6 separate regions of the Homo sapiens genome follow, and all the other regions are linked to region 1. A link is a loop called in an ENCODE intact Hi-C map of the cell type or tissue named here. Cell type or tissue: heart right ventricle. All regions are shown on one strand.

What was found. A loop is a pair of places that touch in the nucleus more often than their neighbours do. Peaks named below come from ENCODE experiments on the same cell type or tissue, not always from the same donor. Only the 100,000 strongest peaks of a DNase experiment are listed, where the experiment ranks them.
Region 2: a loop joins it to region 1, with 3 times the contacts of the local background. A loop is called at or near these places in 32 of 110 quality-filtered maps.
Region 3: a loop joins it to region 1, with 7 times the contacts of the local background. A loop is called at or near these places in 34 of 110 quality-filtered maps.
Region 4: a loop joins it to region 1, with 13 times the contacts of the local background. A loop is called at or near these places in 41 of 110 quality-filtered maps.
Region 5: a loop joins it to region 1, with 2.0 times the contacts of the local background. A loop is called at or near these places in 2 of 110 quality-filtered maps.
Region 6: it touches region 1 in a loop (3-fold over the local background); 4 of 110 quality-filtered maps call a loop at or near these places.

What each region holds. Positions count from the first base shown.
Region 1 is chr13:33,798,715-33,802,714 of GRCh38, reverse strand. No RefSeq gene overlaps it. Among named protein-coding and RNA genes, the nearest start is that of RFC3, 17 kb to the left of the region's middle. In heart right ventricle, a CTCF peak has its summit at 2,306; no DNase peak of the experiment used is centred here; H3K4me3 peaks cover 577 bases; H3K27ac peaks cover 2,187 bases.
Region 2 is chr13:35,162,779-35,166,778 of GRCh38, reverse strand. NBEA (neurobeachin) reads right to left here. Exons shown (of 59, transcript NM_001385012.1): 24 at 2,270-2,423. Among named protein-coding and RNA genes, the nearest start is that of NBEA, 220 kb to the right of the region's middle. In heart right ventricle, a CTCF peak has its summit at 2,243 (motif pointing right); no DNase peak of the experiment used is centred here.
Region 3 is chr13:35,155,603-35,159,602 of GRCh38, reverse strand. NBEA (neurobeachin) reads right to left here. Exons shown (of 59, transcript NM_001385012.1): 19 at 3,748-3,829; 20 at 3,397-3,520; 21 at 2,333-2,525; 22 at 1-587. Among named protein-coding and RNA genes, the nearest start is that of NBEA, 220 kb to the right of the region's middle. In heart right ventricle, a CTCF peak has its summit at 2,235 (motif pointing right); no DNase peak of the experiment used is centred here.
Region 4 is chr13:34,075,592-34,079,591 of GRCh38, reverse strand. It overlaps LOC124903153 (a long non-coding RNA gene), which reads right to left. Exons shown (of 2, transcript XR_007063754.1): 2 at 1-219. Among named protein-coding and RNA genes, the nearest start is that of RFC3, 260 kb to the right of the region's middle. In heart right ventricle, CTCF peaks have their summits at 2,093 and 2,292 (motif pointing right); no DNase peak of the experiment used is centred here.
Region 5 is chr13:33,912,657-33,916,656 of GRCh38, reverse strand. It overlaps a transcript of RFC3 not described here. Among named protein-coding and RNA genes, the nearest start is that of RFC3, 97 kb to the right of the region's middle. In heart right ventricle, no CTCF peak of the experiment used is centred here; no DNase peak of the experiment used is centred here.
Region 6 is chr13:33,929,692-33,933,691 of GRCh38, reverse strand. It overlaps a transcript of RFC3 not described here. Among named protein-coding and RNA genes, the nearest start is that of RFC3, 110 kb to the right of the region's middle. In heart right ventricle, a CTCF peak has its summit at 2,100 (motif pointing left); no DNase peak of the experiment used is centred here.

The DNA.
Region 1 (4,000 bases):
ACTGCCTCTTTTCCTTTTCCACTCTAGTTCAAATCTTTTTCTTATGTACATAAATTATGTCAATACTTTACATTGCTCCTGTCTCAAGTCTTACTGCTCTCTGAGCATGTTTTGAATTTTCTATTCATATAATTCTTCTGACTTCAATGACATCTTCCCAATGTCTGCTGTTGAAAATCCCATCTATCCATTAGGGAACAGTGCAAAGACATCCTCTTTCATAAAACTTGCCCCCTCTGGCAAGCTCCTTTCCTCCTTGGCTTCTTAGGACAATGTCTGTGTAGCCCATGTGGTACTTAACTCATGTAACTTTTTATCATAGTGGTAGACAGTGTGAAGAATGACTGCTAAGTGCCAGGCATTGCACTAGATGCTGCATGATGGGTCCAATGATGGAGAAAATGTGGTCCTTTTCTTTGAAGAGTTCACTCTCAAAGGTGGATTCTCAGTGGAGAAGATAACAGAGAACCAAAAACGAGATAGGAGAGGACCCCCACCTGTATTGAGATAGAGACATTTATCTTAGATTTGATGAGCTTAAAGCTTCACTACATCCTTGCTACTCAAAGTGTGGTATCTGGCAACATCTGGGAGCTTGTTAGAAATTCAGAATCTCAGGCCCCACCCCAGCTTCCTGGTGTGCGTTTTAACAATATCCCCAGATGATTTTTACAAACATTAAAGTTGGAGAGACATTATCCTAGGTTAAGAGAGATTCGTATTAGTTTAGGATTATTGTTCTATCTATATAGAATTTACACTTTGTGTGCATGTTTATAGCTTTCATATATGTACATGAACAAACTACACAGACTGTATGTCCAGATATGTGTATATACATATATACAACTAACTATAATTATATATATTGTTCATTTCTTGGTATAAAAGCAATTCTTTTTAAATATTATTTTCTTTCTTTAACATCACAGATTATGAGTTAAATTTTTTCATACTTTTCTAAGGGGAGAGTACCTAAATCAGGTGGACACACGGACAATTTCAGGTAAGGTTTAGATTCCAGACAGTCCTATGAATGAAGCAGCATTTTTCACAGAATGAAGCCTGAATTGTAAATATTCATTTTAGGTTATACCCCCTGCTGGTAGAAGCACCAGGAGAGAAGTTGTGAAATGCGTCTATAAAGTAGTACCATTTGAGGTGGGTCCTAAGTGATATACATATATGTAAAACTCTCACAGTAACGCCATAAACATAATGGTAGGAATGATGATGTCCAGAAGTAAATTGGAGTTCTAAGAATAAGAAAAAAGGAAAGATGAGATGTTCAGTAGGCAACTGTGCACATCTGCCCAAACCAGCACAGCGTGAGGGTTGGGGGGTTGTTAGAAATGACTGGAAATCTAGGCAGGTGCCAGGACAAAAGATCTTTGTACCATTGTATTCAGATGATGTGATTTGTTTTAGAAAAAATATAACCTAGAAGTTATGTGGATGAAGGATGAACTAGAACAAATAGGTGATAAAGCTGGGAGAGCAGTTAGAATGTCTGGTCATGAGATGGCATGAGCCTTTTCTAAGACAGTGGAACTAAGAGGAGATATTTAAATGAGAGTTGCAGAATTGTTACATATGGGGGTGAAGAGAAGTAACCGTCAGGAATATTTCTAAAATTTCTTGTTTAAATGACTGAGTAATAGTAAAGTTATGTACTGAGCTCTGAAAGATCAAATGCATTTTAAACAGAATAGCTTCTAAATGTTTACTTTGTGTATCATAAATTTAATATATAGCCTAAGCCCTTAGTGGATGTTGTAAACACTGAAGAAAATGAACTATCAACCTCCCTTCTCTTCTACTTTCACTTTTTTTTTAAGAGACATTCTCACTCTGTTGTCCAAGCTGGTCTTGAACTCCCGGGCTCAAGCAATCTCCCCATGCAGCTGGGAACTACAGGTACATGCCACTCTGCCTGGCCCTACTTTCTCTTATTATATGGGTCATTCGAAGTTTAATTTTCATATGGCACATTAAAATCAAAATATCACAGCACCACTGAACAAAGAACAGCTATGCCAAGCAATCATTTCAAAGAAAATTTACTTTTACTTCCAAAGGAAATGGTTACTAAATGATAACGTTTTGTTCCCTAAGAATATTATGTGTTATTAAATGGGAAACTAGATTTTCCCTGGGCCCCAAGGTAGCTCAGATTTTTTTTTCCTGAGTCTTGAGTTGTCACTGTTGTTCTCTGAAATAAAAGCTCTATTGCGGCAAAGCCTACAGAACCTTTTATAAGATCATTCAAAGACTACTTCCCAAAGATACAGATTATAGTGCCCCACAGTGGTCTGCAGAGTAACAAGACGTCTTTTTCTGCAAACTTTTCCATACCACAAAAGAAAGCCTATTTATAACAATATACAACTGTATTTGGACTGGCATAATGAATGACCACAAACTTGGTGGTGTAAAACAACAGAAAGGTATTCTCTCACGTTTTTTCTGGAGGCCAGAAGTCTGATATCAAGGTGTCTACCGGGCTGCTTTTTCTGGAGGCTTGGAGGAAGAATCTGTTCAATGCCTCTCTCCTAGCTTCCTGTGCTTGCTGGCAATGCAGCATTCTCCAGTGTGCAGAGGCATCACTCTCATCTCTGCCTCTGTCTTCACATGGTCTCCCTCTCAGTCTTCTCCTCTGTGTCTCTGTATCAAATCTCCCACCCATTTCTCTTACAAGGACACTAGTCATTGGATTTAGGCCCTACTCAAAATCCAGGATCGTCTCGTCTTGGGATCCTTAACTTGATTATATCGGCAAAGACCCTGTTTCCAAATGTCACATTCACAAGTACCGGGGTTGGGACATGGACATAATTTGGGGGGCCGGGGAGACACAACGTAACCCTTCACAACAAGCTTTACTTGTTATTACTTCCAAAGGAAGTAGTTACTAAAACCAAGCTTTTGTGCTGCCCAGGAGGCCAGGGACAATGAGACTGGAACTTGAATTCATTGATCTAACTGTGAACCTAAGAGGAGTAGCAGAGCTCTATTCAGATGAGTGCTTTTGAGGTATTCTATCCAGAGTTCTTTCTAAAGTGTCTCTGATGGAGAGACCCCTTTTTATATTTTTTCTACATGCTACATTCTTCTACTTAAAAATATTTTTTCATTAAATAGTTTAAAATGGATGAAGTTTTTTAGAATTGTGGAATCATCATTACACTTTTCTTTCTCTTACAGCAATAAATCAAAGAAAGACAAAACGTTGCCTATTTTGATTGCCCACTTTTCCTCTCTTCATTACAACTTTATTCACTAGGTGACTTCATCCTGAAAATTTCCACATTTTCAGTTAACTTTTATTTACAGTTTTGAAAGAAGACTCTCTAAACCATAAAAAAAGGCAAAAAATTATCTGAAGTTCTTTGATGTATCCATAAAGCAAATGTGTGTATCTGCTTGATAGCTAACTAATGTTAAATACATCACTAAGACTAAACTTTGATCTTGCATTAAGAATTTTAAAATTCTTTTGAAAGAAATTAAAGTTTAAAGAAAGCAATTTGCATGTTAGTAACTTTTGTCTATAGCGCTCTCATTAGTAGCTTACAATAATATGAAACACAATTTTATATTGTAAGCAAATATTGCCAGGTGCAGTGGCTCATGCCTGTCACCCCAACACTTTGGGAGGATGAGGTGGAAAGATTGCCTGAGCTTAGGAGTTTGAGACCAGCCTAAGCAACATAGTGAGACCTTGTCTCTACAAAAAATACAGAAATTAGCCAGCCATGGTGGTATGTGCCTGTGGTCCCAGCTACTCGGGAAGCTGAGGTGAGAGGATGACTTGAGCCTGGGAGGCAGAGGTTGCAGTGAACCAAGATTATGCCACTGAATTCTAGCCTGAGTGAAAGAGCCAGACCCTTTCTCAGAAAAATAAATAAATAAATAAATAAATAATTACTGGTTAAGAATGTGAATAGAGGCCAGGCGCCGTGGCTCACACCTGTAATCTTAGCACTTTGGGAGGCCAAGG
Region 2 (4,000 bases), 1.4 Mb before region 1:
GCTATGTTACAACTTCTAGCAAGAATATTATACAACCCAGTAATACAAAAACAACATTCATAATAGAAAAACAACATTCAGCAGTCAGCACCAATCATAGTTCTACCAGATACAAAATGGGAGAAAGGTTCGGCTATTTCTCTTAAGGAAGCAATTCATTCTAAAAACATAAAATCAGCTATGTTGTACAACCAGGCATAGGTCCAAACAGTTAATGGGCCAAAATAACAGAAATATAGAAATTGAGAAAATAAACAAAGGTTTCTATAATTGAATGAATTCCCAAGTCTGTTGAGATAGTCTAGGTAATAAATAATTTTAAATTCCAAACTACAGTGGTCAAAATTGAATCGTAATAATTTTGGAAGCCAACCTCAAAGCGTCAGTATCTTTACTGTACAATCATCATAAAACAAATAAGCAAATTTGACTGGTGCAATAGTATGTATGTTATAGTTTACTTCATTACTTTAATATTCTATCTTAATAGTTAAAGATCTTTTGCCTTTAAAATTTGGAAAACTATTTAGTAATGTGAATATTTTAAACCTATACAAATTGAAATAACTTATTGCTAAACTGTTTTTTTTACATAAGAAGCATTTTATGTTCCATGCAAAATTTAAAAACATTCAATATTACATTTCAAAGTGAATTTCAATACAACCTTTTAAAAATTTCTTCATAACAAATGATAATTTATAAAACAAAATGCAATTTATATGATCAAGAAAAATGTCACAAAGAAAATATTGATTTATTCAGTCTTCAATATATAAAACAAAAAACACGTTGGCCGGGAGCAGTGGCTCATGCCTGTAATCCCTGCACTTTGGGAGGTTGAGACAGGCAGATCATTTGAGGTCAGGAGTTTGAAACCAGCCTGGCCAACATAGTGAAACCCCATAACTACTAAAAATACAAAAATTAGCTGGGTGTGGTGGTGCACACCTATAATCCCAGCTACTTGGGAGGCTGAGGCAGAGGAATTGCTTGAACCCAGGAGGCGGAGGTTGCAGTGAGCTGAGATCGCCCTACTCTGCTCCAGCCTGGGTCACAGAATGATACTCTGTCAAAAAAAAAAAAAAAGAAAAGAAAAGAGAAGAAAAAAATGCCCTCTATGTCTCACTATTAGAAAGCATTTTAAAAATCATACACAACTCTCAATTTACCAGAATTTGGTATAAATCACCAGAGGAAAAGAGAGATTAAAGAAAAGGAGTGGTGTATGTATACTTGCACTCTTCACACACCATCAACAATTTATACTGTTCTTCTTAGCTCCATTTCCTTGGTTCAGCTGCTAATTTGATTAAGGCCCTACTGGTGACTTGCTCTGTTGCATTCCTCCTTCTGAACTGGAATGCTTCCCTTTGTGGACTTCTTGAGCAAATTCATGAATAAAACAGAAGAGTAAGGCCTGGGGAAAGTGTGTGAGGATATAGCCTATGGCTGCTAATGTTGAAGTTTCAAGGCTGCTCTGGTGATGGTGGTGGCATTAACAAAAGAACAGTAAGAAAAAGAGTCATGTAGAAAAAGCTTGTTAATGATGAAATACACTTAGAGATCAACTTGGAAACAGTGTCTCACCAACTAAAGCACATCTTAGTAAAATGAAATATTTCCCTCTGGCAAAGGTATGCTTTCTGAGCTTAAGGATGAGTTTCTAATACGGCAACAAGAACGTGGGTAATATGGGAAGCAAAATTCTATATTCTTTCCCATCTGAGCAAGTAGCTATGGAGTCTGCCTTGGTCTGAATCAAAGAATTTGTTTTTAATGACAACTAAAATACAAAGTTAACATTGACCTATTTTATTTTAAATGACATACACAATTAACATTAAATGCCTTTAAAATGTATTATATTAACACATTTCAATGTTTTATATAGAAACAAATCAAGACAAGGCTAGATTTTGTAAAATAAATGTTGAATCAGTAAATAAATGAAAATGTTAAATAACAAGGATTTTAAGAGTTTATTTATACTACAGATTTGAAGAGATATACAATATCTTTGATGAAGAATGCAATACTCTTCTGATGAAGTATTCATCAGAATTACCAGAGAAACATTTTCATAAGCACACACAGCTGGAACCCAACACTGATAAACAAAAGTGGTGGAAATAGAAATTTAAATGGTTAAAAATTTGCCTAAAAAGTACAGGTCTGGTTAAAATGTGTTTATAGCCTAGACCACCACTGAAATGCTAAAGTCATGTATTTATAAAATATAACCACTAGATGGAGGCAAAGTACTTACAGTTGGTGATGTAGCAGCAGAGAGCAAAGGTAAAATTCCTCCACAAGCAATGATGATGTTGTCTACCATTTGGGAAATGAGGTGAATTGTGTTATGTACAAAAATAATATTTTCATTGCTATTGACAAAATCCATTACAGACTTTGTAGAATGGCTAAAATACAGAAAACAGAAATGAGTATGTTTTGGCTTACTTAAATGAAAAGCTTAGACAATTAGAATAACAAGTGAAAAATTATAGAACTGTAGGAGCTAGCTATATTTAAAATTAAATTATAAAATAAAGCAATTTATAATTGAGATATCATATTACCAAAAACTAAGCATTCATCTCCACAGGATTTTGTTGTATCCAAGTATATTAACTCATTATATTATTACTTTGCTTGAAAAATACAGTACTAGATTCTAAGACATATGACTGACTCAACAAATTTGGCTAAAAATATTTATTTTGCCAAATCTGATTGTTTTTTGTTGAAAGGCAAAACCTTTTAAATATAAAAAGTATGTCTAATGTTAAAAATAATATGGAAACTCAAAATATAACCAATTCAAAATTTTCATAACCATAAATAAAATTTGAAACCGAAAACCTAAAAATTTAACTGAAAGTTCTATTTTGTAGGCAGTTTCAATTTGTCACATCCCCAATGACTTCAGCCCCACCTTTGACTAGTCACATTGAAATGTATACTGCTAAAGAAGTGACATGATAGGGGAGTATAAATAAATCAGTACAAATTCAAGAACTTATTTAATAAGAAAAGGAAAAAATCTCAAAGTAAGTTGGTAGTACAGTGTTCTCATACAAAACATACAATGTAGATGTCAAAAAAATACCCTGCTTTCGTTTGGTGTCAGTCAAGAATATAATTTTTTTTTTTTTTTTGAGAAAGGATCTCTGCTGTCACCCAGGCTAGAGTGTAGTGGTGGGATCATGGCTTAGTGCATCCTCAACCTCCCTGGGCCCAGGAGATTCCCGAGTAGCTGGGACTACAGGTGGACACCACCACGCCTAGTTAATGTTTGTAAAAACAGGGTCTTGCCCTGGTCTCGAACTCCTGAGCTCCAGCTATCCTCCCGCCTTGGCCTCCCAAAGTGCTGGGATTATAGGTGTGAGCCACCACACCTAGCCTGAACTGTTTTTTAATGGGAAAAAAATAAGATTAAAAAAAAGAAATTACTTCATGGTCAAAATTGAGTCAATAATTCTCACCCTTTTAGAGTTGTGAATTATTATCTATCACTGTGTATCTTAAATTTCAAGATGTTTCTCTCTGTCCTAAAAATAAAGTGTTACCTTTAAAAAATTTAAATTACATTAAATTCTACCTGGGTAATTTCATGAGAGCCCATTAAAGAAAACAAAAACACAGAGTAGGTGGTTGGAAAAAAAGCTGAGTATCACTCACTTGGAGGCTACTGATATTATAATTATCAAATTACATAATTTATCTCCATACATTGGTCTTCATGTTAATAGCAATGTATTTCATGGTATTTAGGTTTCCTCAGTTACCATCTCTAGGTAATTTATCATATAACAATTAGCAATGAAAGTATATGAGTAGTCTAAGAACAAATTGATCAAATAAAATCAAAAGTAAAATCTTTCTATGGCAGACTTTATTGACTTCTTCCACAACAGTCATAACTTTTTCCCTGCTAACACACATTTTATATTTTGTTTTATTATTGAGCTTGACTGGGTATAGGAAAGACTAGCCT
Region 3 (4,000 bases), 1.4 Mb before region 1:
GTACTACTATTGGGAAGGTCTTCTTTCTCATCTGCTAATGTTATCAATGGACCATTATCCTTTTCTTCATTTTTTTTAATGATACCAACACTTCCATGTACATTGTTCTGGAGTTTCTCAACAGCAGCACTATATACATTATCCAACAGAGATTCAACCTCCACAAGGGCACCATTCTCTCCACCTACTAAAGTCTCCGGTGATAAATCCATATCATCGAGCTTTACTTCTGTTGCTTCCACTTTCTCTGCTTTTATATCTACTAAAAGATCATGTACTTCCACATGTACACCACTTCCTGGTCTATCTGAATTTCCAAGAATATCATCTGACACTTTTGTTGACATGAGTAAGTCTCGAGTATCTGTGCTGACAGGGTAATCGGTCTCACTTTCTGGGCTCTGGCTTTGTGAAAGATCTTCTATCTCTCGAATTTCCATTCCACCTTTTGCTCCTGTTGTCTGTGATGAAAGACCAGAGATGGTGCTCACATTCCCTTTCTTTCCCTTTTTAATGTTTTCCTCCTCTTGTCTTTGATATTCCTCATACATTTTGGCTAGGTATTCCTTATGAGCTTCATAAGTGACCTTAGGAATAAGTAAAGAAAACATTAAGGCATTTTGTACATATCAAAAAGAAAAAACTAAATAATACAAATTAAATTGTGGAAATAGAAAAAATAATGCCAGAAAGTTTAAGACTTCAAAGCTGGCATTTGTTAGTCCTAAAGCAAGTGCTTAGTTTCATTAAGTAACTGGAAATAATCAACAAATACAGCTATATATGATTTATTATAAGGATTGCCAAAATCACACAGATAACTCAGCAATATTAAAAGCTATTTTCTTTTAGGCTAAGTATTTCAATGTTACCCAAACCAAATATGCCAGTTAACTTCCACACATTTATGTAAGCTTAAACAGAGAATAAGCAGCTAATAATATACAATAACCAAAGTACTATTACTATGTTGGTTTTCACCATCTATTGCTCATATGTGCACCCTTCCCAACAACTGATGTTAAAAAATTCACACATATCATTAAATATATAAATTTACAAGCTATTAAAATATCACAGTTTTATCCTTATATAAGCTGTTTTGGCTTTGTTACTTTACTTAGGCTTCTTTATTAATAATCAGAATACTTTTTTTTTGCACAAAGACCTGCAATGTCTTTTTCTTTGCTATTTTCAAATTTGTTAAAGCAATGATAAATCTGAGGTGTCAATACTTCACAAAATGTAAATTTATAATTGAAACAAAAGCTTTTCTAATATTTTTTAAAGTTCACAGACTTTCTCTTACAGACATGGGTTCTATTAATGTATATTTAAATAAGTTAACAGAATTTTAGATTGGGGGGACCATCCTTTAAAGAATATCTCATAATACAAAAATCCCCTTAATTTTACAGAAGAAGAAAGCAAGTCCCAAAAGTGGGGGTTGGTAACATAAGGCCCATGGGACAAAACTGCTTATCACCTCTTTGGGTGAATAAAGGTTTATTCAAACAAAGCCATGATCATTCATTTACATTATGTATTGTCTTTCACACTGAACGGCAGAGTTGAGTAGCTGCATCAGAGGCTATAGAGCCCACACAGCCTATAATATTTACTATCTATCCTTTTAAACATTTTTTTCTAACTCGTGTTCAAGAAGACTTAATGAGTCTCCTAAAATCACAAAACTCAATTATGGCACAGACTAAATTAAAAGCCATACTTCTGACACCCATGCTTCTTCTATAACACTTCATGATGAGAAACCCATAACTCTGAATTTCCAGAATCTAATGTGTATATACTTGTACAGTTTAATTCACTATTTCATTTTACCAAAGATCAAATAATACTTAAAATAGACATACAGATTTTTAAGATTAAAAATAAAGAAAAGATAAAGCAATTAAAATACCACTAAACTTAAACACTGTATTTATGATTCACTTGGAAATAAAAAAATCTGACTTCTTAAAAAAAAGTCTTAAAAAGTATATTTCAGAGACTATTTCATAAAATATTCTTCCAAGAACCAGTTGAAAGAGCAAGTGGCTCAGATTAAAGTTCCCAGATTTGCTATAAAACAGATGTATGTCAGCTTTGGGTATAAAACTCCTGATTTATAAATTTGGGGTTTGAATTAATTCATCTATAAGCCACTTTCAAGTTCTAACAGTCTATGAACAATGAGGGAAAAATACAAAACTGAGATACAGGAATCTGTCAAAATCTAAGATGCCCACAAGATGGCACCAGATGCATGTTTGTAGCCATTTAATCCACTGCAATAACTCTGATGATGTTAAAATGTTAAATCCCGTGTTACCTTGGAATGGGCTATTGAGAGGGTATCCACCCAGACTCTCCAGCCTCCCCATTCATATTTTATTGCATGATACAAAAGAATCCGGAAGATATTGTAGACCATTTCGGTAATCTTCTGTTCCTCAGAATTTTTAGGATTGATATAGCCAAGAGAAAACATCCAATCCTGCCACACTGAACACTGCAATAAGCATCTAGGGAGAAAAAAATTTGATCTCATTAAAAATATCCAAATTAAGTTAGAATTTACTATTTTGAAACTTTGATAAATAAAATAGTGAAAATATGATCTGACCTCAGTAAAGCAAGGTGTACAGTCATGCTGCACGTTATATATTCTATACTTGGAATGACTTTCTCTTATTTCTCTACCAGGAAAAATCCTAATTATCATTCAAAATCATTTTCCTAACTTTCACAGTCAGATTTACTTATTGCTTCTCTACTTTCTCACCACCTTTAGCACTCACAATGTACTTAACACATTATACATTAATCATTGCTTTATGGTTTCCCACTGGAATGTACTGAGACTGTGTACTAAGACTATCTTGTGTAGCACAAAGTCTTACACTGAACACAGTAGGCACTCAATCAATATTTGTTAAATTATAGACTCAGGCAATGACTACCCCAGAGTTCATGGCCTCAGACTTTACCCCATGTTCAAGCTAACTAGCTTAAAAATGCACAACATTCGGCCATAAGAAATATGGGGTGGAAAGCATAGATGAAAATGGGGAAATCCAACACAATTACAACTGAAAGTTCCATTGGTGATAGATAGGTACCACTAAAAGGGATATTACATTCTAAATAAGAGTTTGTTTATATGTATATTCATATATACAATTAAAATATAATATCCACGTAACAAAATAAAAATAATATAAAAATAAATAGAAGAATACCGAATACAGATTATGTCAAAGAAACATAAAATGCCTTTTCTGATGATTAAAAGTATTTAGCAATATGGAAAAGATTTGAAATGAATTGAAAATCTAAAAGAGAGAAAATATTAATTATGGAATAAAGTGTTGTTACAGTATCCAAACTGCTTACCTTCTATTTTCACGGCTGTTACTGAAAAGTTTTATCATATCAGATAAAAATAAACGACGAACTTCCATCAGCTCTGCACTTGGTGTAGAGTTTTTTAACAAAGTTGCCACCACTTTAAGAATCACTGTAAACAAAGAAAAAAAACTTGTAGATTTGTAACCATATCCTATGTTCAACTCAAAAAGTATTACCAACTTTCAAATAAATACTTAACACTATAAAAGGTGAGTTAAAACTGTCATGAACTAGGTAAACACCATAATGATTTAAGGGGTTAGGAAAAGTTTTGATTTAGTCTCATATGTTGCCATGCGCCTACCACAATACAGTAAAGAACTGCCATTTGCTCACTTGGATTCTGAATTTTCACTGTAGAATCTGGCTCTGGATGTGGTTTGTGTACGACCTGAGTACATACTTGTTCTGTCAAGATCTGAAAAATGAAGAATTTGAACTTCATTTAGAAAACAATTTAAATAATAATTGCAAAATATAGATATACAATGAACCTGCAAAAGAAATGTCAATGCAGTCCAAACCAAAAGAAACATCTCTTCTAAAGGGACTTTTTTCTTTCTTTCTTTCAAGACGGAGTTTCACTCTT
Region 4 (4,000 bases), 280 kb before region 1:
TATTTGTATATGTGTGAATGTGTGTGCAGTGCACACTGTAAGAAGATTAAACCTGGGTCACAAAGTGGAAACCTTACAGTTGGCCTGTCTCCTTTTTGCCGTCAGCTGGAGCTCTGCCCTTGTAACTTTCAAGTCATTTTCAGGGTGGGTCATTCACATGGTGTCCACCACCAGCCCCTTCAGTCCAGAGTGGGGAATGTCTTGATTGAGACCATTTGCCTTGAAATCAAAGGAACATAATAAGGAAAATAGGATGTTGGTTCCAATTTTTGTTTTCTTGTCTACCACATCCAATAAAGAGACACCTTTTGTTTTAGTTTATATAAAAACATCTCTTTAGAGAGCTCAATCTGCTCAAACAATATGGGTTAGAGAAAAGAAGCTGTTTCCCATTTCTACAAACAACTCAGAGACCAGGTACAACATTCTCCTGATAGATCTCCATACACACACACACACACACACACACACATGCTCACACACATTCACATTCACAGACACATATATTCAGTCACACATTCCCACCCACCCACACACTCACATACACATGCTTATTCACACACACACACTAACATCCACACTTACATACACATATACACATTCATGCCCACACACACACACACATACTCACATACACATACCTTCACACATGTGCACTCATATACACACATATTCACACATATCCATGCCCACACACACTCACACATACTCACATACACATACCTTCACACATGTGCACTCATATACACACATATTCACACATATCCATGCCCACACACACTCACACATAGATACACACACTCATTCACACATATACACACATTGATGCACACACACACACACATTCACACCCACACTCACACTTGCACACTGCCCCACACACAATCAAATACACATCTGCACTCACACACCTACTGTCACACACACCCAGAAGCACCCACACAGCCTTTTCCCCTTCTCACCAGTCATATTTGTTCCTCATCTTTCAAGGAACAGGGCCCAATTACTCTCTCTGGTTCTTTTACAGTGTCTGGCCTGTCAGCTCGTCCTCTCCATCCCCACAGCTGTCTCTTCATTTCAGTGCATCTCCTGACACCCGAGTGACTCACAACTTCCTCCTAATGAATCTCCCTGGCCCCAGAATCTTTACTCTAGTCCACCTTGTCCTGGCACCAGATCCATCTTCTTGATCACAACATTTTCTTACTCCAGCAGGTGCCACCTCATTGATGATCAACAAGTCAGGCACATTTAAACATCATTCAATGAGGAAGGAGAGATTGCGAATGATTCTGGGTGGCTTGGCTGCCTATTCATATGGGGATAGGGGAATTGACGTCTCAGCCTGTCTCTTAGACTCAATAGCCTTGTCAGCAATCTCCAGAAACATAACCATCTTGCACAGGCCCTCATGGTATATTTCTATTTTTGTGCATGTCCTACCTTCCTAAAAATATCATAAGCTTTCTGAGGATAGGGACGGTGCTGAAGCTGTAAGTTCATCCTCCACAGTGGCTGTCAGATACCTTCCCGTGCGAGTGACTCCCAGCACGACCTCCATGACCTCTGTGATCTTGGGCAAGTCATATGAGTTCTCTGAGCCCCACTTCTCTTTTATATAAATGAGACAAAGAATACCTGCCTCAAAATGGTCTTGAGAATCATATTAGCCAATGCAGCTAAAAGGCTCACCACAGTACCTGGCACACAGTAGGTATTGAATAAACCATAGCAATGACAATTATTTGCTCAGTGGAATGCAGATCATCAACTAAAATCCTTTGGAGAAATGTCATGCAAGCATTTGCTGCTCTGAAACTCTGCCTAAGATACAAGGAGGCAGGTGTCACAAACAACAAAGTCTCCAAAACCAATTGCCACAGCCAGAGTTTTATCCAGGACTTGGATTTTGAATGGCAATGTTTATAAACAAAGTAGCTGGTTTTCAGGAAACCCCCAAACTCTCCCAGAGATCAGCAGCACCATTCCTTCCCACAAGAGACAACCAAACAGAAAATGAGCTATGTGTGCAATTTTATGTGCCCCTATCTCAGGCATTGAAATAAGCCCATCTCGAAATGCAGCTCAATCTCTCTCAGCTGTCTTCTCTCTGAAAAGCGTCCTGGCATTGAGCCACTCTCCAGCTCCCATGGACAAAAATGAAGCTCTACACCTTCGTGGTAAACCATTCATGTCCCCAGAAAGGAATGGATGGTTTCAGTCTCCCCCTTTCCGCATTTTAAAAGGTCATTTTAAAAGTTATTGCTTCTTTGCTACCACTAGATGGTACTAGCCAGCTGCTTGTCATGTATATATTTTTTTATTTTGTGTTTTGTTTACTGCCTCTGAGCATTAATCCAAGAAGGCTGATTACAACAACATGCTTTGCAGAAATGGTACTTTGAGAGACCTTGGGCAGTCATCAGAAAGTAACTTAGCTGCCATTTGTTAACTATGTTACCACTTCCCCTTGATATTTATTTATATAAAGTTCCTCTTTGCCCCATCCTGGATAAAGGAAATATTTAGTGTCATACAGATTATTCATACCACACTTGTCCACATTTGGGACCTTAGGAAGGCCTGAGAGAGATGTGGAATGCAATGACTGAATTGAAGGCAGCCAGAATAAACATTGGCTTTTCCACTCTCCTCAGGAGTCATGTCTTGCTGCCCTTTACTGAGGGTACCTCAATACCTCTGAGGGTATCTCAGTCCTCTTGCTTCAGACTCCCAGGAGACCCCCAATGCCTTAGGTTTTCCATACAGATACTTGGATCATCTTTCTCTTTTCTAGAATGGAAAGACAGCAGTGGATATTAGAAAAAGTCATGGGACGTGCTGAGAGAGACTGGGGAGTATGGCCCGGCACCAGATCTCTTTCTTCGCCACTCTGGCTTAAGACAATTGAAGGGCAGACTTCTCCTTGACCCCCCAAGCTCTCAAGACATTAGGTGTCACTAAATCCATACTCACAGGAGATGAATGGATTGTCAAGAGTGGGGAAAGAGTACTTGACTTTGCAATCTGTAGTCAGGCTATGAGAATAAGTGAGAAAGCACTGTAGCAGTACTATGCTAAGCCAAGATTAGTCATGAATAGTCATTTGGAGATGGTTATCAATGAAAGATTAAAAGATTCATGCAAAATTTTAGTTAAACTGAAGGGATGTTTAGCTATGATCCAGACCTCATTTTAATTACAATGCAACCTCTGTTTAAATATGGGCAGTTGGAACAATTGCTTAATCTTTCTGAGCCTCAGTCTTCTCATCTGGAAAAAATAATACTTTCTGCGAAATTATTGAAAAGACCAAGAAAAATAATGGCTGTAAAGCTCCTGACATTTAGCAGGAATTTGCCAAATGTCCCTCTCTCCTCCAAGTAGCTACAATGGAAAGTAGCCCCGCCCCACCCCACCCCCCAGCATCTTCACCCATACCTTTTCCTAGAGTAGAGGCTAAATTCCCAGGAACTAGCCCCCAGACACTGAAATTATTGTGAAATGCAGGAAAACCCATAATGCCAAATCTTTGATTTCCCCTGCCAATAGCAATGGCTTCCACACCTTCTATTCATATGCCAGTCACGTTGAAAAGAGGCACCTTCTAATCTTGGAAGAGTTTACCAGCAGTGAGACAGGTATATTTTTTCATCTGTTATCATAAGGAAAATACTTTTATTTCCTTAAACAGAATTTTTCTATTGAAAAGAGAAACAATTTTGCTTCATTGCTTTTTTTTCCAAAAGTAGTTCCTAATGCCCAGTGTGACAAATCAAAGAGACACTGTGAAATGATGGTATAATCTTTTCTGTCTACATTGAAGGAAAGTATAGTGAAATTACCGGGTAATTCCATACAAATAATTGCTACAGAAACACAGCATGACATTAAGCTAACATATAAAAAAAGGATATTTCATCTCTAGGTATAGAGAACAATAGATTTAAAAAGCAATAATTTGAGTTGACTATTACACACTCTCAATATATAGAGATTC
Region 5 (4,000 bases), 110 kb before region 1:
CAGACATCTACGTACATACATTTGTGCAGCTGCTCCCTGTGAGTGGCCTTGGTCAGTCATCACTGGTGCTATTAGCCAAACATCCATAAGTATTATGAGACAATATTCTGCATCATCACATTTCATCTAGTTGAAACCCAGATGGTTGTCAATGCAGAATGCTTTCTACCCAGGTGAAATCTGACTTTGTGTGATCCAGTCCTCTTTGAGACATCTGTTTCTGTCACCAAAGGCCTACAGTGATTTTTATCTAAAGTGAAGATTGAATAGAATAATATACAAGCAAAAGGACCATTGCTTTCTTTTTTTCTTTCTTTCCATCTCTAAGGGGATTTTCAAATAATCTTTTTCAGATCCTGGGTCTTAAGGAAAACAGTTTTGGAAATTGCACCTTTCAGTTTATGGCAGATGGTAAGAGTGGCTCCAAAGTTCAGATGTGCACTATACAACATGCAAATGGCAGGCACCTGCAAGCCAAGCATCTCCAGCAAGCAAGCATGTTCCTCACAAATGTCTAACCCTAATGAAGCTCTGTCATTTAGAAATATAGTTATTCCCAGCTGGGTATGGTGGCTCACCCCTATAATCCCAGCAGTTTGGGTGGCTGAGGCTGGTGGATCACCTGAGGTCAAGAGTTTGAGATCAGCCTGGCCAACATGGCAAAACCCCCATCTCTACCAAAAATACAAAATTAGCTAGGTGTGGTGGAGTGCGCCTATAGTCCCAACTACTTGGGAGGCTGAGGCGTGAGAATCACTTGAACCCCAGAGGCAGAGGTTGCAATGAGCCGAGATCGCACCGCTGCACTCCAGCCTGAGTGACAGAGTGAGACTCTCTCTCAAAATATATATATATATAGAAATATAGAAATATAATTATTGCCTCACAATGTTAATATGAATCATTACGAATAATTTTAGTCATTGTTTTCTTTTTTAATCACACTAAAATAACAACCACATAATATTTATAAAAGCAGCCAGCACAGACTTCCATCTCTCCTACCCAATTCTGACTGGGAAACTATTCTGACATTGGAAATTAGGGTCTAGGAAGTTGAAAGAAAAAGAAAACAAAATTCTGGCATGGGCATGAGGAACATTACAGAAATCTACCCCCAAGGACGGCAGCATTTTCCTTCTTCATTGCTAGTGGATATTCTGATTAGTGAGTACATTTATTTTCTTCTGTAATAATAATTATAGCATGCAAAGCATGTTTTCAGATTAAATAAACCTTATGGTCCACGCACTGAACAAGGTTGGAGTTTAATAGGACAAATATATAGAAAGAGATATACACATATGTACAGTTGGTAATATCAAGAAAAGGGTGCAAGTGTACTGGCATTTACAAACCTCTTCATTTTATCTCCTGAATTCTCTGTTGGCAGCATCATAATTCCTGCAGTAGCAACTATGACAGCCAAACAAAGGATTAAGGCTGTTTGTTGAAAAGCAGCAGCAGTTGAATTCATAAGCAAGAGAAATTCAATATACTTGTAAATGCCTCTCACAGTACAAAACAAGGAAGATAAGACATGGAGAAACAACTATTTATTGCTCTAAGATTACTTGAATTCTAAAAGCAAGGAAGGCTTTTTATTTGGTGTTTGGAAGGTGCCATCTTGGATTTTGACTACATACAGAACAATTCTTTGTGGTGTTCACATTTAATATATCATAAAAGAATATCAAAATGAGTTGTTGAAGACTGAAAAAAGAATATTCCACTCTTCTAACACAATTATTTTCAGTTTTGTTTGCTCTTTCTCAGTCATTTTCCTATTTTATACTTATTCTTTGCATAGCTATAAACATAGAACTGGTGAATTCTTGCAAACTACCTTATTTATGAGATCATAAATTTTGTTCAGATTTCTAAGAAGACTGTAAACATTATAAATAGCTGCATAATGTTATGTAGAATTCATAAATGGGATTGTCATTCTTAATTATTATTTAGCATTGGACATATAATTTGTTTCCAATTTATTCTTATAAATAATTCCACAATAAATATCTTCATACAAGCAGCTTTTTTCTTTGGCTGAATTATTTTCTCCACATAGTTTCCAAGGAGGTGAGATTCCTGGACCAACTGGCATAATACTTTTGTGCTTGATTGACAGAAGCATACTGTTTTCTTAAAATATTGTTCCAATTTACCTTGTCATCAGCCATGTGTGTACACAGGGTGCCCACTTCTACATTTTTCTGGTAGTTTGGACTTTTTAGGAGCAAAGTGGAGGAAGAAGGTAGAGTATGGAAGAAGAAAGTTTGCATGAAAGTATAATAGTGGATGTTCACTAAATGTTGGTTGGCAGAATGAATGGATAGATAATTACTTTTCAAATGCTCATCTTCCTTGGAAGAAAAAGTAGCCTAGAATAAAGCATTTGTCTAGCACAATGAGTGGTTCCATTTTTCTTCCAAAACTTGACTCAACAATACAGAAAGCAGTGGCTTCCTATTAGCTTAAAAGTAGAAATAAGATGCTCTTTTCAATATGATTTATATTATTATAATTGACCATGAACCGCCTTAATATCACTATCATAAGGACAACACACTTTTATCATCATTTCCAATCTTTAACTAAATCTATTTGTAAGGCAATTAGCTGTCTACTATTGATTGGCCATCTGTTTCCCCAGTAATTACATGAGCATATCACTTAGCAACGGGATGCACTCTTCTTTCATATTTTCATAAAATTACATGGTTATGGTTTTAAAGCAAGAAAATAATGAAGTCTTCTGTTATTATAAATACGTGTATAGTCACATGTTCTATACACATATATGTGAATGGGTGTGGCTGTCTGCTCCTTTCCTCCCTGCTGCTGTAGTAAACATGGCAACAAGGATATTTGCCTTCTTGGGATATCTCATAACAGCAACAGTAACTACCAGAGATTGAGGGCTCACTATTGACAAACACTGAAACTTGCCAGAACTTCATATACGATATTTCACTTAATCCTTCAGCAATCCAATAAGCTAGGTGTTTTTATATCTAACTAGGTAGTGTCATCTCATTTAAAGATAAAGAAACTGAGGCTTAGAGAGAGTGAGTAATTTCCCTAAGGTCATATAGAAAGGGACAGAAATGGGAGTTTAAACCAGAATTATCTGCTCAAAAGTCCATGTTTTTAGCTTCTGTGTCCTTTGAGCTTATCACAAAATTAGTTCATTTACTACTCAGGCAACTTGGTGTTTCATGAACAATTTTACTATTATTCCCATGGCTATGAAGAAGAGATTCCGCAGTGCCTCTGGCTTTCTCTCTGAATTCTGGCCTTACATAAGCAGCCCCATCTAGATTTTTCTCTGCTCCTCCTTCTCCCGTTCCCCCAGTGCCTGGCTAGGCACTCTGAGCTCAATTAGAGCCTGTTGGGACTGCTTTGAGTGCTGAGAAACCACCCAGCTCCTAGGTGGAATTTGATCTCCTTATCCAGGGAGTGTATTCATAAAATAACTAGTTATTAAGTTTACATACATACACTGATATTTTCACTGGCCTGCTTTATGCTGGACAGACACACCTGGGTGACCCACAAACATTTCAAATTCAAATGGTCTAAAGCTAAACTCACTCCTTTGTCTTCTGATCCTCTTTATATCCTCAGGCTCTCCCTCTCCCAGTGTCCCCTGTTTCTGTGAACAGGACTAGCAGAGACAGATAGATTCAGTAGCATCTGGTGAGTGCAATTTATCTATGATTTCTCTCTCTCATCCACCCACACACCCAGTTATTAAGCTAATTACCACTCCCATCCTTCCTCTTCCCTTCATCCCTAGGCCACCCTTATAAAAGTCCCCAAGCTGATATTCCTGCACCCACTCTTGGTTATGGCAATCTCTTCTGTGACAGCACTGCAGCAGGAAGGACCTTTCTAAAATCCAATGTCTGATCTTTTTCTCCCCTGCATAAATACTGTATGATCCCACAGCGTTCATAGAATTAACTTTCAATTCCTTTCTCAGGTTCACATGGCC
Region 6 (4,000 bases), 130 kb before region 1:
GGAAAAAAAGTTTCTCCCTTCTTATTTTCAATTTCACAGGTCATCATTTGAAAATGCATCACTAACAATGAAATACTTTGTACATTATTAAATTTTATCATCTCGATTTATTATCTTTGTTACACGGAGACAGAGAAGATGAGAATCTAACCTACTATTATAAATGGTAACAATTATATTCACCTAAGCTAGGGTTTCTTAAAACATCACAGTTAAAGGAAATGAGCATCTAACCCAATCATAGCAGTGGCTATAGAACCCATGATAACAAAAAACAATCACTAAGCCAATAATAAGTTCTTGGGATAAATTGTTTCCACAGCACTGACCAGCAGTTCATTTTAACACAATAGGAGCTCATTCCCAAACAATGTAGGACAGGTAAAATGTGGTTATTGCACATTCTTTGTTCACCCAGATCTCTATGTGTTTTCTGACCTCTAATACTAAAATTGCAACTGAGGTCCATATTCTGCATCATCAGCTCGGCATTAGCAAGCAGGAAAAGAAAAAAGAAAGACGACCACAGATCTGAAGAATGTATTGTTTGCCATAAGCATTTGCATCAATGAGGCTGAGCAGCTGTCTCAAAGCTCTTATGATATCACCATCTGTAACTCAAAGGGAAAAACCAGTATCTCAGATTTTTCAAAGGGTAAAGGGGGTATAATTGTATTTATTAGGTGTTCAAAAGCTTTGACAAGAGTGGCCTGTCAGATGTTATCAGCATGTGCCAGTTGGCATGCAGATTATGGACATATTGTCCATTTAGGCTGTCAGCCTACAAGTCTCAACCAATGTTTGCAAACATGTACAGCAAAAGCCAGTCGTTGTTGTCACAATGTCAGGAATATTGCTCAGAGACTGATGTCCTCACTGTTTAAAACTTATATGGCAATATACTTTGCAAGAGAAACAGACATTTCAAGAAAAAATACATAGACTAGCATTGGATGTGGTTTATGCATGTGGACCATGCATTATTTTACATGACTATCTTGATAACATAAAAATTTTCCTACTGTTTTTGCTTTAGAGTAATTCTTTCTCTGTACTTTCCCTTCTCTGTTTGATAACCTCAAGCCTCATTCCTTCCTTGTGGGCCCAGTTCTACAGTTTCATGGAATTTCTCATATTGCTGATAAAAAGCATTCCAAAAAATTCAGCAGACTAACACATTTTAGTACTTGCATGTTATTTTATAATACAGAGATATGAAAGAAGATCCCAATAAATAAAGGCATACAAAAATGGTTTGGGAGGGAAAACTGTTTTATAAAAGATATCAATTCTTCCCAAAATATACTGCAAGACAATTCCAATGAAAGTCACAAAGAGTTTTCTTCCCCTTTTTGAATTTCTGAAAAAATTATTCCAAGGTATATTAAGAAGAATAAATAGACAAAAATTACTAACTTTTTTAATGGCATTAAGGAATAATTTCTCTACAGCAGATTAAAATGTGTTCTTTAGCTACGACAATTAAAACTAATGTGATGCTTGAGCTAGAATAGACAGATGAACAATGGAACAGACTATTGAGATGGTAAATTTCATGCTGGCAGAGTCCACATGTGTTTTATTCATGACTGTTTCATTCATACTGATATCTCTGCAGTGCTTGGAACATAGTAAGCATTTGTAGAATTAATGAACTAGCACAACAAAGGCAATATAAATAGTCTCAGAATACAAACACACACACACAACATACGAGAAAGATTCCACCATCAGTGAATGAAAAACAAATGTATATTCAAAAAGTATGGAGAAAATTGTCACTTAGGAAAATAATATGCTGTTTTAATCATCACCTCACAGAATACATGAACAGAATTTGACTTTATAATGAAGGTGTTAAAAAGAATTCATTAAAAAAAGCAAACGTAGGTGACTATAAATTTGATCTTTAGATTGCAGGTAGGAGACTCTTAGAGGAAAGGGAGGAGGACTTTCCATGTTTAAAAGTAACATCAGATATCACAAAGGAAAATGTATTTCCACTACCAGACTTCAGGGCCTCTGTATGGTCATGTACCTTATACACAACTTCTAAGGCAGTCATTCACAAGGAAATGGCACCCCCTGGAGGTAACATTATATCTTTGTTGGACCCCCACACTGTGACAGTAATTTTGGTCTCCTGTTCGCAAGATTTTAGAATTTACACATCTCATGATATGAGTCTACACCATGGAAAAAGGTAATATCTTGTCTCACACTCAGCCCCCAGATGGCTTAGATCAGTGGTCTCAAGGTGTTGTCCCCAGACCAAAAGCATCAGCATCACGGTATCCACACCAGACCTATACAGAAACAAAAACTCCAGGGTGGGGACCCGCTCCTGTGTTTAACAGCCCCTCTAGGCAATGCTGTTGTGTGCTAAAGTCTGAGAACCACTGGTTTAGATGAAACGAACTACCATCCACATTACAACTAAATCCATGACTTCTTGGTTCAACTGTACTTTCATTGCCATCGTGAGCAGCATGTAACATCAGCTCTTGAAAATTCTATTTTGATCTGGATATTCTCACTATGTTGCTTTCTGGGAAATTTTCTACAATTCAATATGTCCAAGATCCAGGATCCATAAATCAAAGGTGAGAACATTAATAGCATCTAAGTCCTACATATCATGTAAAGACACATTGAAACACTTCAACTCTAAATTTGCCCCAATCATAAGCTGTCACTAAAAAAAACTCTAAGAAAAAGGGAGAGAATGTAATATATCACCTAGATGCCTTAGAAATATATTAAGAAATGATAGATTATACCAAATGATGGTGACCATTTTCCAAAAGAACTAAAGGAAGAGAGAAAGGCAGGGATCATACTGATTATAACAAGCTTGAGGTTTATCTATCCCTAAATTTTGCCCCAAGCTGTTCATTTTATCACCATTAGTACGTTACATCGATACATATAATTAGTAAGAAAACTTCCAGATCATCAACAGGAAAGTGTTTGAAGGTCAGGAGTTGACAATTCACAGAAGAGGAGATTAAAAGAGCTATGTGATGGTTAATACTGAGTGTCAACTTGATTGGATTGAAGGATGCAAAGTATTATTCCTGGGTGTGTCCGCGAGGGTGTTGCCAAAGGAGATTAACATTTGAGTCAGTGGACTCAGAGAGACAGACCCATCCTCAATCTGGGTGGGCACCATCTAATCAGCTGCCAGCCTGGCTAGTATAAAGCAGGCAGAAGAAGTTGGAGAGAGCAGAATTGCTGAGTCTTCCAGCCTCCATCTTTCTCCTGTGCTAGATGCTCCTTGCCCTCAAATATCAGACTTTAGGTTCTTCAGCATTTGGACTCTTGGAGTCACACCAGTGGTTTCTGAGGGGCTTTCAGGCCTTTGGCCACAGACTGAAGGCTGCACTGTCAGCTTCCCTACTTTTGAGGTTTTGGGACTTCAACTGGCTTCCTTGCTCCTCAACTTGCAGACGGCCTATTGCGGGACTTCACCTTGTGATCATGTGAGTCAATACTCCTTAATAAGCTCCCCTTCATATATACATCTATCTTATTAGTTCTGTTCCTCTAGAGAACCCTAATACAAGCTGATAGATGAATTAGCTAATAGATGAAAGAATTAAGTCTCTTTAGTAATAAAAGAAAAATAAAGCTATACAATTCAGTATTTATTAAATAGTCAGAGATTAGGAAAAACAGTAACACTCAATGCTAAAAATATAAGTATCAAATTATCACAAATATTCAAAAGGAAAGTTGGCAAGCTACATTAAGAACTTTAAAATGCTTAATCTTTCTGACTCGAGAATTTATTCCGGGTCTCTGTTCTAAAGAGATGAACAGAAATACACACAAAGATTCATAAAAATGTTTACCTTAACTTTATTTCTAATAGCATAAATTGGAAATAATCCAATTGTCAAATTATAATAATATAGGGGAAAGTTCAGAAAATTACTTATGAAAATGCAGAATATTGAATTGAAAATATATTATGAGTTCAACTGTATAAAATATAATA